Regions from separate parts of the Mus musculus genome. Here region 1 is linked to region 2. Evidence: chromatin loops called from intact Hi-C (ENCODE). Cell type or tissue: gastrocnemius. All regions are shown on one strand.

Region 1 (8,000 bases), 57 kb after region 2:
GTCCCAGCTTCTGGTCCAAGGGCTGCAAACTGGCTCTTCTCACTGCCCGACGGTAAGCAGCTGCTGGCCATGGAGTCTCAGTGGCAGCACACCCCAGGGCCACCGCTGAGGTACACACAGCACGTGCTCTAGATCTCCCGAGGAAATTCCTGATGGCGCTCATGTGGTGCAATATTAGCCCATGTGGCCCAGAGGTGCAGTTAGGACGGGGGAAACCTTTACTCTGGATTTCAGATAGTAGTTTTTTCTTTTCCCCCTTCCTTTCCCCTTCTTGAAACAGAGGTCTGCTTTCTATCCATAGTTGGGCTAGAAATCAGTACGTGGATCAGACTGGCCTGAAACTTGTGGTCATCCTCCTGCTCCTGCCTTCTGTTAGGGTTGCAGGCATAGAGCTCTTGCTATGCTATCCCAGGCTGGCCCCAAATCTGACTGAGCAGCAGGACTATATGCATGTGTCATCACACCCAACTTGGACTTGGGACTTTGACTAAACCCACAGATATCTCAATACTCTTGCTCCACACTCAAGACAGCATTCCCTAGGGTCATATAGTCTAGGATACATAGCCCCTTTGTGTCTCCATGTCTGTCTGTCCATCCATCTGCTTGTCCATCTGTTTGCCCATGTCCATGTGTGTGTGAGTGTGTGTGTGTGTTTCTCTGTGTACACACACTCCTAAACTAGCCCTGGGTATCACTTTCTACCCCCATTCAGCCAAAGAGAGCTGAAATGTCTTGGGGTACCTATTGTCTGCCCCCCCAACTCCTGTGTGATGTTCCATTTCATTTTGTTCAGGTCCTGGAGGGACCCGAGACCTAGCAGAAAGTTTGTGAAGTGCAACAGTGGGAGGGGCTGCGTATGTGGGACAGAAGGAGGGAGCAGATGTCCCCTTCCCTGTCCTCAGCAAGGCAGTGCTGCACCATCCACGCCTCACGGACCTGGGCTGTGGTGGTCAGATAAGTGTGGATCTGAGGCTTGGTCTGGTCTTTCTACAGGTGTTCAGTACACACTGACTTGTGGGCCTCTGCTTGCGTGTGTGTCAGGAGGTAGGTGTCTGTGTGCAGTGTGGATCAGGGCCTGTGTGTGTGTGTGTGTGTGTGTGTGTGTGTGTGTGTGAAATCATACCCTGACACATTTCTCAGGTTAGGGGGTTTAAATTCATGTTAGTCTGTGACAACCTGGAAACCCAAGAGAGACTGCAGTGATCTGTCATTAGCAGTGAACGCAGATACAGCTGCTCACCCCCTACCCTCACCTCCTTGGGTTCAGCGCCCTGCCTGGTACCCTGTGGCCGCAGCTTGTGAGTAGGGATGTGTGTTTGCTGAGAAGTGTCAGGCTCTTCCTACCCACTCAGCAGCTGAGCAGTTCCCTTTTGGGGCTCTTTGTGAACCTGCCTCGCTATTAATCTACCTGTTAGTAAAGGAGATTACAATTGCCGTAATTACAGGGCACTGTGTCTCCAAGTCAGGAGTAGGGCTGAGCTAGTGCGGCAGGGTGGGGGTGGCAGAGCCAGCCCCAAAGGAAACTGCTATTAAAAGCTTGTGTTTGGAATGGTGTGGGGACAGCGGCCCTTCTGTGGGGCTGAGACACAGGGCTGGGACAGGGAAGCCATGGAACTTGTGCACTTCACAACTGAGGGTGCAGACAGCAGGCAAGGCTCTCAGGCAAGGCTCTGAGCAGCACAGATCCTGACTTAGTGTCCTTCAGACTCCTTGCTGTCTGATACTGGAGAGGCCTCTCAAGCCTCGCCACTGTCACTCTGAGGTATTCCTTGTATATGAAGTGTGGGTGGGGGATTCTGATGGGGCCCCTTAGCAACCACTGCAGCTTATTTGAAGAGAAACACAGAAGGGGCTGTTCCGTGCTCAGCCTGAGTCTCAGAGCTGTGTGAGTGAGCCACTTCTGAGGGAACGGATTCGGGGTCATCTTATAGCCCCCCCCCCCCGCTTCAGTGGCAGCTTTTCTGCCCCCAGGGGTGCTTGGCTGTGCCTAGAGACACTGCTCTGTGGGGGATGCTACCAGTGCCCAACAGCCGGAGGCCACACAGTGCCGGAGCAACCGCCACAGCAGCCACTCTCTGGGCTTGGTGTCTGACGTGTCAGAGTTGAGGAATCCTGAGCAAAGAGGAAGAGTAGCTAGGGCGGATGAGACCGAGGAGCACCCTGGGGCCTCAAAAGCTGGAGGTGCCCCTGTGCTTCCAGTGTGGGGCCATGAGGTTGAGACAGCAGTGGCAGCTACACCACGGTGACAGCTTCCTTGTGTCAACTCCCAACTCTCTATGTCATGGGGCCCCAGGCCATGGACTAACCCTTCTTTCTCTGTCAGACTCTTCTCTCCTGCAGTGGCAAAAGCTACACCTAAAGTTGAAGAGTCTGTTCGTCTAGCCATCTGGGATGCTAGTTTCTGTTTTTGAGACAGGGCTGTACTATGTAGCTTAGGCTAGCCTTGAACTTGCAAGCCTTCAGCCTTACTTAAGTGCTGGGGCTATAGGCTTGTGCCAGAGTGCCCTTACTGCCCAATGAGGGGCTTGGATTAAAGGTCATAGGACCTTACAGAGGCTTCTGAGCAGGAAGGGGTGGCACCTTCCACTGCCCATCCTGAAAGGACACTGGCCGCGCCTGGCCCCTCTCTCCTGTGTCTTCTGATAACTGAGCCAGGCCCCGTGCAGTGGAGACCAGCTACTGATCCGGTGTGCCTCCTTTGGAACAGACCCTGAGGCTTCCCTCCTGAACATGGCACCCTGTGGGCACTCTTCTCATTGCCACTTCGTTTCCACCTTTGACTCCTGCTGCCTGCCCCCTGGGAGAGGACCCAGGATGTGGTTCAGGGGTACAGTGATGTGGATGTAAGAGCCTGGCCTTAGCCGGGTGTGGTGGCGCACGCCTTTAATCCCAGCATTTGGGAGGCAGAGGCAGGCAGATTGCTGAGTTCGAGGTCAGCCTGGTCTATAAAGTGAGTTCCAGGACAATCAGGACTATACAGAGAAACCCTGTCTCAAAAACCAAACCAAACCAAAAACAAAAACAACAACAACAACAACAACAACAACAACAAAAGAGCCTGGCCTTGTATTTTAGGGTGTGTGCATTGCTTGCTTGCCCTGTATGGGAGCTTCTGCGCCCTCCCTGCCCGCCTGCCTTCGGGCCGCAGTGGCTCATGCTTTCTGCAGACAAAGCACTGGCTTTTCAGCTGTTGTGAGCGCTGCATTTCACAGCGAGTCCCTAATAGTGGAGTTGCTTTGCATTCCCCCACCTCTTTTTTTTTTCTTGACAGCTCCAACCTTATAATTTTACCTTCTCTTACCTCACCCTCAGATGTATTCCTTTTCTTCCCCTGCCTGGGGTTTCTGCCGCTCATCACTGGGGACCCCCTTTAGGAGGGCTCACTCCTGACAAGAGAGGAGGGGCTCCCTGTCAAACATTGGGAGTTGATATTTTGTTTGGTGAAATGTCTGTAAATAGGCTTCAAGTGGTGGTTCCACATGGGGCCCTGTGCACGCAGGATCTTTTTGTGTCTGCACGTCTCCACACATGTGTCAGGAACCGACAGGGAGAGACGAGGAAGGGAGGAAGGCAGGGCATCTATTTTCTGGGAGCAGGAGACATAAGCTGGGATGTATGTGAATCACAGCCCCTGGTCAGCAAAGGGCTCTGGGCTGGCTGGTGGTCAGAGCTGAGATAGGTCGGTGGGAGTGTTCACGCTGGCACCCTACTTCAACATCCAACTGTCCTGACTCTCCAAGCCTTGAAGGTCAGTGTTGAAGCCGGTTCCTCCTGCCCAGTCCTGAGTGGGCCTAAGATTAAGGGAGCCCACTTCTCCCTGTGCTGGGCCTGTCTACGGCTCTGTCCTGCCCTCATTTTAAAGTGAAACCTCCCTTGCCTTCTGTGGGCCCCTCTGAGCTTCAGGCAGCTTACCTTTCCTGGGGTTGGCTTACAGCATTCTCCATGGAAGCCCCGGACGGCCGATTTGATTTTATAAGCTCGGCCACATCCGTTTTCCCCAGCATTAGCTTTCCAGACCGCGGAATGCTCTGTCTGGAGGCTGTTCCACAGCCGACACCCTCCCTGAATCCATTTTGAGTAGCTCTTCTCTGGCCCCATTAGAAAATGTCGGCTCCAACTATACTGCGCTCACGAACAAAGGTGCGGAACGATTTTGGCTGCTTTGTCCAGGAAATAAATTCCTCTCTGGTGCCAGGAACCATTGAGTGGTGCCATGTGCCGAGCCAGGGCAGGGTTACTGCACAGGACGGATGGTGTGGAAGCTGGGGATAGGAGCCCATGAGAAGAGACCCTTGTGTGTCTTGTGTTAGCTTTCTGTGGCAGGCTTGTCCTCAGGCTTCGGGAAGATGGAGCCCCATCTCCGTTAAGCCTATGCTAAGCTTCGGAACCAAGGCACTGTGCTCTCCTGGAAGCTGGGTGGGCCTTGTTACAGGCCTGTGTACAAGATGACCGGCTAGCCAGCAGCAGCTCTGGATCCTGTGCTCATGCAGCCCTGCCACTGACCACTGAGCCTTCCCAGTATCTGATTACTCCTCACTCTACAGACAGACATCCTTATTGATCTGTCTACGCCCACCCCCAGGAGGCATCTCCCTGGCCACCTGGCTTCCCTTTCTCTCTGCTTCTATGTCTTCTCAGGCTACTCCCACCTAGCCTAGCGTATGAGACTCCCTCACTCCTGGACTCCTACTATCAACTTCAGAATTCTGCTTCTTATTTCCAGATTGGTGTTTTATTACGCTGCAACTCACATTATGAAATTCTCCACCAATGATCTCAGGCTTAAAATGATTTGTTTGACTCAGGAATTTTTGACTTTGCGATGGTTGGAAAACATACTCATATAGCCATTTTATTATTATTATTATATTTTGGGGGATGGGTGCGTGTGCAACCTGGCACACATCTGGAGATTAGAGAGCAGCTTGCACAAGTCAGCTCACTCCCTCCACCACGTGGATCCTAGGGATTGGAGGTGGATCATCAAGCTAGGCAGCAGGCACCGTTAAAAGCTTCTGAGCTGCCTTCCCTGCCCTCATGGTTACTGTGTTTCTTATTGTCAGTATTCTATCAACGAAAGTCCACAAAGTATCCAGCACTTTATTATAAAATAGGCTTTGTGTCAGAGGGCTTTCCCTTTTGCAGGATCACGTAATTTCACGTAAATGTCCTGGGTACTTGTTTTTTTTAATTTTTGTTTTTGTTTTGTTTTGTTTAGTTAGACAGGGTCATATACGGCCTAGACTGACCTTGAACCCTTGTTTGCCTCACTTCCCTAGTGCGTTCCCATTCCTAACACAAGTACAGGTTATGCTAAGAAGATGTTAGGCACATTAAATAGTTCTCAACTAACCATACTTTCAATTTACTGTGTCTGCCAGCAGACCAACCCATTGGAAGCTGAGAAGCAATTGTACTTTATCTTAAAAACCTTTTATTAGCCTGTAGGTGGTGGCACACAACCTTGATCCCAGCACTTGGGAGGCAGAGGTAGGCGGTTCTCTGTGAGATTGAGGCCAGCCTGGTCTACAGAGTGAGTTCCAGGACAGCCAGGGCTACACAGAGAAAGCCTGTCTCATAAAAGAAAGCTTGTCTCATAAAACAAAAAATCCAAACCTTTTTCTGATAATGTTGCTGGTGGTGATGGTGGTGGTGGTGGTGGTGGTGGTGGTGGTGGTGGTGGTGGTGGTGGTGGTGGTGTGTGTGTGTAGGCCAGAGGACAACTTCACAGAGTTGGTTTGGTACTTCCACCTTTACCTGGGCTCCAGGGATCACACCCATGTCTTTAAGCTCACGCAGCCAGCACCCAGCTCTCTGGCCTGCAACTGTATTTTCAAGTTAAAACTGTAGGACATTTAGTAAATCCACCATGCTGTGCAGTCAGTGCCACGATCTAATTCTAGAACAATCCCATCTTTCCAGGAAGAACCCCACATCTGTAAGTAGTTAGTCTCCTTTCTCCATCTCTCCAAACCCCTGATAACCACTACTCTTCTTTCTTTTCTGTGGATCTGCCCACTCTGGGAATTTCATATAAATGCAAACATACAATATGTGGTCTTGGTGGGTGGAGTGTAATTATTTTCAAATTTCCTCCATGTTGTATGTTGTTTCCTCCGAAGGGTGAATAATATTTCATAGTATGGACATGCCCTGTTTTGATGATGGTGTCTTCCCCTGCCCCCTGTTTTGAGACAGGGTCTCATGATGGCTTCTGGCTATATTATACTCCTGGCTATCCTTGATCTTGCTAGATAGCCTTGATCTCACAGGGATCCACCTGCCTTTACCGGGTGTGCTGGAATTAAAGGTGTGTGCCACCATGTCTGGCATGTTTCCCCTTTTTGGTAGTTGTAAACAGTTCTCTAGTAGCATTTATATCCACGTGTCTGTGTGGATGTACATTTCTGTTCTCTAACTGTCTGGAGCAGAGCTGCTGCCACCTGGAGATGTACAACTGGGTCTAATGGGCAACTGGTTCCACATTCTTCCCATCCATGTTCCCAGGGTCCTCAGATTAGATACATGACTACGATCCTTCCATTTCTGTGTCCCTCGCTAACCCCCCCATGCCACGTATGCCAGCATCAGTAGCTGCCTGCAAGCCGCAAGGTCAAAGTGCTGGCGACTTCTGGACTCCCGCTCTCTCTGCTTCGCTGAGAATCTCTGTCTCTTGTACCCCAGCCCAGCTGACAGCCCCACCTCACTTCCCATTCTCTTGTCCATTCTCTCCGCCTCCACAGTGTACCCAGCTTTCAGCTGCAAGGGTCTCTCTCTCTGTCTAGGCCAGTGTTTCTGTTCTCACTTGGCACTAGCAGGTACTTAACAAGTCCACATACGTTTGTAACGTGGTACACAAGATTTGAGTGTGTGAGCCACTGAGCTAGGCGTTACCCATGCCTGGGTCCTGAAGACATGCAAATGAATGTGAGATTGCAGTGTGTCTTGTGATAGGCGCTGGACCTCTGGGTGCCAGCTCCTGTGTGGCCCGATGGAGCAATTAAAGGTGGTGAACAAGACAGGACCTTTGGAGCTCAGAGTGATGCTGAGTGTCAAATAGGTGACCTGCTCTCTCTCTCTCTCTCTCTCTCTCTCTCTCTCTCTCCCCCTCTCTCTTTTCTTCCTCCCATAAAGGAGGAGCTGAGCGGCCTGAGGACAGATGGGGCAGAGGGGAGACAAACCCTGAAGCACCTGCCTTCGGGGCTACCTGACTTGATAACTGGTAGACAGGAGGAGGTTGCCCTTTCTCTCGCACTGTAGGAGCACAGAAGCAGCTGCCCTGCTGTTTGAGTGCTGTGGTCCTGTGGCTGAAGCCATCCTATGGGGTTGGGGATGCTGTCCTGCCCTGCACTAGCTCCCTTTAGAGGCAGCTGGTCACAAGAGAATCACTTGGCTTAGTCTCTGCCAGATGGCCTGAGGTGGGTGGGTGCTGAGGCAGACACAGTGCCACCTCACTTCAGGCCCAGGGAGGAACAGGAGTGGATCTAGGGTCTCACAGAGGTGGGGATAGAAGAACAGTCTGGCCCAGAAGGGGATGTTTAAGCCTAAGTGAGTACCTTTACACCTTTTCCCATGGATCTTCCCGGGCCTTGCCTAACTGGGATCCCAGCTCAGGTCAGCCAGACACACACCCATACCCACACCCACCCACATCTCACACCACTCATCACACACACACCACACACACACACATACACCACACCACACCACACTCATCACACACACAACACACACACACACATACACCACACCACACTCATCACACACACACCACACACACCACACCACACTCATCACACACACAACACACACACACACACACACACATACAACACACACGACACTCATCACACATACACACACACACACCCCACACACACCACACCACACTCATCACACACACAACACACACACACACACACACACACACACTTCTTTTCCCCAAGCCCGGCAGGTTCAGAGAGCCCACAGCAGCAAGGCTAGCTGAGAGGCCCTCC
Region 2 (8,000 bases):
TTCGGGGGGAGGGGGCGGTGGCAGAGATGTGGGAGAGGAAGAGGGAGTTGGGGAGAATGAGGGAGGGAGAGAAGGATAGAGTGTAGGGCTTCGGAGGATAGTTCTATATTGGGCTTCTGTATTTGATAGTTGGTGAGACTGTATATATATGGGCACATTTTTGTCCCAGTGTTTGGGCACTTGTATGTTTTACAAGAAGTTGTTGGGGTCGGTCCATGGTCAAAGAAGAATCCATTGCTGAAGGGGTCTGCAACCCTATAGGTGGAACAACAATATGAACTAACCAGTACCCCCAGAGCTTATATCTCTAGCTGCATATGTAGCAGGGAAAAGAGGCCCCTTGGTATTGCAAACTTTATATGCCCCAGTACAGGGGGATTGCCAGGGCCAAGAAGCAGGAGTGGGTGGGTAGTGGAGCAGGGCGGAGGGAGGGTATAGGGAACTTTCGGGATAGCATTTGAAATGTATATAAAGAAAATATCAAATAAATAAATAAATAAATAAATAAATAAATAAATAAATAAATGAGAATCCATTCCCACAAGTTGTCCTCTGATCTCCACAAGCTTGTCACCATCAGCAGATGACTAGACATGGCTATGGAGAAATAAATAAATGTAATAAAATATAAAAAAGTTGAATGGGGATGGAGCTTAGTGTGCTTAAGGCCTTGGGTTCGATCTCAGCGCCACATACAAAAAGGTGTTGACTTTCAGTCACTATGTTTATGAATTTGGAAATGTGTGTGTGTGTTGTATTTGTACTTCTGCCTGTGATGGTGAGTGTTGGAGACATAATGGTGTGTCTGTGGTCATGTGACTGGGTACCCATGTGGTATGCCTACGTATGTGGTAGGTCTCTGTAGTTGGGGTGCTGTTGCAAGTTCACATTGCCAAGATTGCTACGCTTGGTGTGTTAAATCCGAGTTGACTTGGAGTTTGTGTGTCTGGGGTCCATGCTCTCAAACTCATTCATATATACTTAGATGGAAATGGGTGTGGTTTCCAAGGACTACAACGTTCTGGTAGCCCCCGCCCCCCTCACCTGAGGGCCTCCTGGCACAGAAGGGGGTGCCCAGCTGCCTGGGACCTTGGACTCCCTACAGGTTCAGGAGAGCCCCAGTTGATGAATATTCATGAGGTGTGGGGGGGGGACTGGCACCTACTGACAACAGCTGCGCTTCCATTAGTCCCTGCCTACTCTGCTTGCTTTCAGTAGGAAAAGGAATTTCAGCCTCAGTCTGTCCCTTTCTCCAAGACTCGGGTCTGGGGAATCCTGAGGACAATCACAGGGCTGTGTCAGCATGTCAACAAATGTCCCAACAGCTTGTTGGGATGGCTAAGGGGCTGTCTAAATGTTGTGACGGGCTCTGAGGAGGGTGATTGTTGTATGACAGGGTGTCTGTGTGGCTCCAGTGTGCCATTACCCAGTTTCATTGTAGTTGTGTCCAGACTGCGGTACGGTGGGACAATGTGAACGAAAGGAGTATCTGTCACTTGCAAGAGGACCGAGCAGTGTGGCCTGTACCTTACTGGCCACCAGCTCCTCAGCAAGGCTGTACTGTGTCATCCAGGCCACCTTGATGTGAGGACAGCTGTGAGCTCTGCCCTGGGAATGCAGGGATTGGACCTGCTTCTGGGGTTAGCGACTCTGTGTAGCCACATGGCTAGGACAGCTGCAGGGACATGTAGACTGAGCGTGTCAGAGTGACATGGATACAGTGTAGGGTCCGATTGTCAGGGCAACCAAGAGGATGTGTGAGGTTGTGGGGCTGCTGACACTGGAGTTAGTGGGTCTGGTGGCATTTCTGTATGTGATAGTGTGGCTGACATTATGACAGGCAGTGTAGTTGTGCTGGTGACACTGTGGTAGTGATTGTAGCTATGTGGAGTTGAAAGTGTGACAGGGATTGCACTTGGAGACAGAAACCAAAAGGCCATGACTGTGTAGCTCCTGCCTCTAGGCTTCACAAAGAACTGAGGCATTTTATGGGCATACAAACTAGGGGTTCACACTGATATTCCTGAGATGGGGACATCAACTAGGCATAGGACCTTTACTTCTTTGTCTCCTCCCTCCTGACTGGTTTGGGGGAGAAGCTTCTAGAAGCAGCAGAGATGAAGTCGGATTCTGGCTATAGTTAGTTGGGCCCAGAGGCCTCAGATCCAGCATGTGTGGCTCAGACATAGTGGCCTTACACTCAGAGCCAATTGACTGCTGCTGCTGGCTGCCCTGAGGTGGCACAGAGGCTCCATTCAGGATCAGGGACCAGGTTACCAGGGTGGGCGGGTCTCCAACCAGCTGCAAATGAAACATTTCCCTAACCCTACATGAGCACTGGCTCCAGGAGGCCCTGGCCAGGCACACCATAGACAAGCATGGGTGTGTCTCTTGCATTTTGGGCAGCTGTGGTGGTGGGGTGTGGATTCCCATCTGTGATCCAGGCATGTTTGTGTCTATGTATGTGAACAGGAGTGATGCTCTGCAGGTTTTCTTTGTATGTGTGGGTGTGTGCTCATGTGGGTGCATTGTGTGTGCCCCTACTTATAGAGGCCAGAGCTCAACTTTGTTCCTTAGATGCTGTCCACTTGGTTTTGGTTTTTTTTTTTTTTTTGCATTTATTTATTGTGTGTGAGTGTGTGTATGTGGCTGGGTGCATGCGCCATAGCATGTATACGGAGTCAGAAGACAATTTGGAGGAAGTGGACTCTCTCTCTCCATGATGTAGTTCCAAGGATACACCTTACTAAACACCTTTACCAGCTGGACAGTGGTGGCACACGCCTTTAGTCCCAGCACTTGGGAGGAAGAGGCAGGAGGATTTCTGAGTTTGAGGCCAGCCTGGTCTACAGAGTGAGTTCCAGGACAGCCAGGGCTACACAGAGAGACCCTGTCTCGGAAACAAAACAAAACAAAACAACAAAAAAACCCAAATAAATGTAAAAAAAAAAAAAGAACCAAAATAAGTAAATAAACAACTTTACCCACTCAGCCATCTCACTGGCTCTTTCTTGTAAACAATTATATCTACAAATAAGTAGGTCTACTTATATAGAAGTATAATTGTGTGCAGAGGGTCCATGCTTGGCATAGCACACATGTGAAGGTAGTAGCAAGCACCTTTATCCAATGAGCCATCTTTCTGACCCTTTTCTTTTTTTAAGGATTTATTTATTTTATGCGTATGAGTATTTTGCTCACATATGTGTGCATGGTGTCTTCAGAGGTCAGAAGAGGGCACCAGATTCTCTGGAACTGGAATTATAGATAGCTGCCATGTGAGCGAAGGGAAACAAGCCCAGGTCCTCTGCAAGAGCAACAAGTGCTCTTAACATTGAGCCATCTCTCTGCTCCTTCCCTTGTTTCTGAGTCAGGGTTTCTCACTGGCCTGGAGTTTGATAAGCATGCTAGGGGCTGGAGAGATGGCTCAGAGGTTAAGAGCACTGTCTGCTCTTCCAGAGGTCCTGAGTTCAATTCCCAGCAACCACATGGTGACCCACAACCATCTGTAATGGGATCTGATGCCCTCTTCTTGTGTGTCTGAAGACAGTGACAGTATATTCATATACATAAAATAAATACATATTAAAAAAAAAGATGAGTATGCTAGGCTGGCTGGTCTGACCAGTGAGCTTCAGGAATCTATCTGCCGGTCTTATCTCCCTGGTGCTGGGATTACAGGTGCACACCACACCATCCTACCTCCTCCTCTTCCTCTTCCCTTTTTCTTCTTCTCCTTCCCCCTCCTCCTCTTATTTCCTTTTAATGTGGCTCTGGGGATTCCACTCCGTTCCTTATGAGCAGGGAGAGAGCTTTATCAGTGATTTCTCTATAGACACCACTCCCCTCCACTCTTTGAAAGACACGTTGTGCCTAGGTTATCCAGTTTGGCTTAAACCCCTCCCTTCTGCTCCAGTTCTCTGAGCACTGGGGTTGCAAGCATATGCCTCTATGCCTGATGGTCATCATGGAGGGGTGTTTAAATTCTTTTTAACTTTTTTTTTTTCAAACAGGGTCTTGGTGTGCTGCCTAGGCTAAGCGTAAACGCAGGATCCTGAAGCCAGTTGTGGTTGTGCACACATTTAATTCCAGGATTTGGGAGGTAAAGGCAGGCAGATCTTGGTGAGTTCAAGGCCAGCCTGCTCTATGTAGCAAGTTTCAGGATAGTCAGAGCTACATAGTGAGATCCTGTCTCAAACAAAACAAAAACAACACAGAACAGAAAACTCATGGGCTTCCTGCTGAGTGCTGGGATTATAGATATGTGTCTGGTTTATTTAATTTAGTTTTTTTTTTTATTTTTTGAGACAGGGTTTCTCTGTGTGTAGCCCTGGCTATCCTGAAACTTGTCTGTAGTCCAGGCTGGCCTCAAACTCACAGAAATCCACCTGCCTTCACTTCCAGAGTGGTGGGATCTTTGTATGCTGTATCACTACCTGGCTGTGCCTGGTTCTTGTGTGCTTCTGTTTTATCCTGCTTTCTGAGAGAGTTGCACATAGCCAAGACTGCTTTCAAGCCTGTAACAGAGCCAAGAGTGATTGTAAACTTCTGACTCTCCTGCCTTGGACAAGGGCAACCACACTGAATTGATGAGGACTAAACCTAGGGCTTTATGCACACAGGTGAGCACTCTTCCACCTGTGTTTCATCTGTGTGTGTTATATACATCTTGTGTGCGCTGAACCCACAGAGGCCAGAAGAGGGCGTGTGATCCTTTGGAACCTGTGTTAAAGGCATTTGTAAACAGCCTAAACTGCTTGAAGTTGGGGCTAGGAACTCAGGTCTTTTGGAAGAGCAGAAACACTTTAACTGCTGAGTTAGCTTCAGGCCCTGTTTTATTTTGTTCTAATTGTGTGTGTGTGTGTGCACGCGCACATGTGCGCATGTATGCTTACATGTGTGGAAGTTAAAGGGTAACTTGCCAGAGTCAGTTCTCTCTTCCCAACTTGTGGCCTGGGGGATCTAACTCGGGTCACCAGGTTTGGTGGCAGGCAGTTTTACCCACTGTACCATCCTGCTGGCATCTGATGAAGGATCTCAAGTAGCCCATGGCAGACTCAAGTTCATTATGTAGTAAAGGATGACCTTGAATTCCTGATCCCTCAACTTCTACCTCCCAAGTGCCAAAGTGACAAAAATAAGTTCTGTGGGGTGCTGGAATGGCACCCAGGGCTTCAAGCCTGCTAGCCAAGCCCTCTACTTATGGAGCGATGTTCCAGGAGCATCTGTGTTTTTATGTCTGGCTATGCCTGTGTGTTCCCGTGGCCCTGTGTGAGTGTGGTGGTGAAATTCCTAGGTGAATGGCATGGTCTGGCCACAGGGCTTCAGCTATGTCCCAGAAGCAGAAAACCCATTGCTCACATTCTACAGCAATAGGATTCTCTTGTGAAAACAGGGACCCCCATCTTTCTGAGAAGACCTAGAGCACCCCCTTTTTTTGGCTGGCAGCACCCACAGTTGAAATCCTCGATTATATTCTGTGCTGGATGTATGCCCACTTTCCTAAGAGGCCCACCCAGCTGCCAAGCAGCTCTGGAGCCTAGTATTGCCCAGCTCCACCTTCCATGGCCCAGGATGTGGCTGACAAAGCCCAGATGTTTAGGCCCTCCCTCCCCCACCGCCGCTGGCATCCTGGCAGGCAATGCCATGAGCTTGCTTCTCGCTCTCCAACACCTGCATGGGAAGAACACACCTGCTGCCAGCTGTAGCCAGGTGGGCAGCTGGCAAGGAGGAATGTGGGGGATTCCAGCTGTGACACCCCAGCTGTGCCCAACCCCCTGGTAGCACCCCTCCTCTTCAATTTCTTCAGGGCCAGGTGTGCCCTCAGATTTGGGCTCTGGGAGACAGGAAAATGGGGTACTATTCTGCTTCTCTGTGAGAAACACCCCCTCCAGCTGCCAGCTGTGAAGACTCAAAATATGGTGATTCTATATCTGTGTGTGTGTGTGTGTGTGTGTGCGCGTGTGCGTGCGTGCCCTTGGTATCAGAAATGGAATCTGAGTGAGGGGTAAGCTGAGTGCAAATATGTGTGAATACAAGGGCAAGAGTTTGGCTTTTGTGGGTGTAGATGGACATTGTATGTGAATCTAAGGAAAAGTATGTGTGTGTGCAAACGGGAAGGAGCTCTGGTGTAAGTTTCAGTATATGAATTGAAATATGCATGTGTGTGAGTGAATGAAGAGCTAGACTGTGTGTGCAGATGGAGGGGACAGTGTGTGTGTACAATGGATGTCATATGTCTGGATAAATAATGGATATGATGGGTGTGTGTGTGTAAGGTTGTGTGTGTGCGATGGAATGGACTATGTATATGTGTGAGAGAGACTGGAGGGATGTACAGGTGTGACTGAAGAATGGCAGTGTGTGACTATAGTATTGTGAGTACAAGATAGGAGTTACATGTAAGTGAAGACTAGAGTGTGTATGTGCAAATGAAAGGGTGTGTGAATGAGGGATAAAGTGTGGTGTATATGTATGGAGGGGTTGGTGGTGTGTGTGTGTGTGTGTGTGTGTGTGTGTGTGTGTGTATCCAAAGGGTTGATGTTGTCTAGTATGTGTAAAGGGTTGGTTTTGTGGTGTGTGTCTGTGACAGTTTCATGTTATATTGTGTGTGTGCAGGGTTAATATTGTCTAGTGTATGTGCAGGTAAGATGGTGTGTTATGTGTTTCTGAGGAGTTGATGTGCATGTGTGTTTGTGTGAAGGGTTCAAGTATGTGTTTGCAGGGCTGATATTGTACAGTATGTGTGTGTGTAAAGGGTCGATGATGTATGTGCATAAAGACTTTATGTCGTGTGTGTATGTGTGTGTGTGAAGAGTTGATGTTGTCTGGTGTGTGTATGTGTGTGTTTGTGCTGTATATGTTTGGTGTGTGTGTGTGTGTGTGTGTGTGTGAAGGTTTAATGTCTGGGGGGTGTATTATATAAGGGGTAGATTGCTGGTGTGTGTGAAGGGTTGATGTTGTCTGGGGTGTGTGTATGTGTGTAAGGGTTAGATGTCTGATGTGTGTGTGTGTATGTGTGTAAAGGATTGGTGTTGTCTGGGTGTGTGTGTATGTGTGTGAGGGGTAGATGTCTGGTGTGCATGTGTGTTTGTGGTCAGGGTTAGTGTTTAGTGAGTGTGTGTGTAGGGTTTATGTTATTGTGTGTCTGAGTGAAGGGTTGATATTGTGAGGTGTGTGTGTGTGCGCATGTGCAGGATTGTTGTCTGCTGTGTGTGGGAAGGCGTTAACCCTCCCCACAAACCCTACATCATAGTCTCTTCTCCCAGCCATCCAGGTCCTGGATCTCTTCAGTCCTGGCCCTGCCTGGATCCATCTGTCTCCTTTTCTGGGGCCATCCTGATCTCCCAATCTCTTCAGTCCCCAAATGCCTCGCAGCCCCCAGTTCTCACTGTACCTCTAACTTCATACAGCACACACTTCCAGCCCCCTTCTTGCCTTGGAGCCCCTCCCCCTCCTCTGTGGCAGCCCTGAAACTTTAACCGGGTGTTAAAAGTTTCTGTTTACGAGAAGCCCTTGAATTTTTAAGGACATATCAATTCCCTCCCTCTGCCAGGCCCTTGCATCCTTGCCTCACAGGCAGCCACTGTGGGTGCAGGGGAGGCCTGGATCACCACTCGGGATCTCTGGGGCCATGGCCCCAGGCAGAATGACAGGCATAACACATTCCCGGTGGCTTCAGGCACAGAGACCCTGCTCCCTGATACACAGGCACACATATCTATCTAGTATCACAGATGAAGTCAGGCTGATGTCTTCAGGCAGTCATGTCCAGTGAAGCATGTCTTTTCTTAATGCACGCACCCACATGATCGAACACACACACACACACACACACACACACACACACACAATTTTGTGTTTTGAGATAGGGTCTCAAGTAGCCCATACTGGCCTCCAAGCTTGCTGTGTAGACAAGAATGATCCTGAACTTCTAATCCTCCTGGCTTTGTCTCCAGAGTGTTGAAATGGTAAGTGCGTGCCACCATGACTGGTTTATG

What was found. A loop is a pair of places that touch in the nucleus more often than their neighbours do. Peaks named below come from ENCODE experiments on the same cell type or tissue, not always from the same donor. Only the 100,000 strongest peaks of a DNase experiment are listed, where the experiment ranks them.
Region 1: a loop joins it to region 2, with 2.9 times the contacts of the local background. A loop is called at or near these places in 17 of 42 quality-filtered maps.

The regions. Positions count from the first base shown.
Region 1 is chr8:84,745,866-84,753,865 of GRCm38, reverse strand. The region is part of intron 2 of Nfix (nuclear factor I/X); the gene reads left to right. Among named protein-coding and RNA genes, the nearest start is that of G430095P16Rik, 27 kb to the right of the region's middle. In gastrocnemius, no CTCF peak of the experiment used is centred here; a DNase peak (open chromatin) is centred at 4,165; H3K4me3 peaks cover 1,111 bases; H3K27ac peaks cover 7,502 bases.
Region 2 is chr8:84,802,929-84,810,928 of GRCm38, reverse strand. No RefSeq gene overlaps it. Among named protein-coding and RNA genes, the nearest start is that of Nfix, 6.6 kb to the right of the region's middle. In gastrocnemius, a CTCF peak has its summit at 4,713 (motif pointing right); a DNase peak (open chromatin) is centred at 1,121; H3K4me3 peaks cover 124 bases; H3K27ac peaks cover 2,600 bases.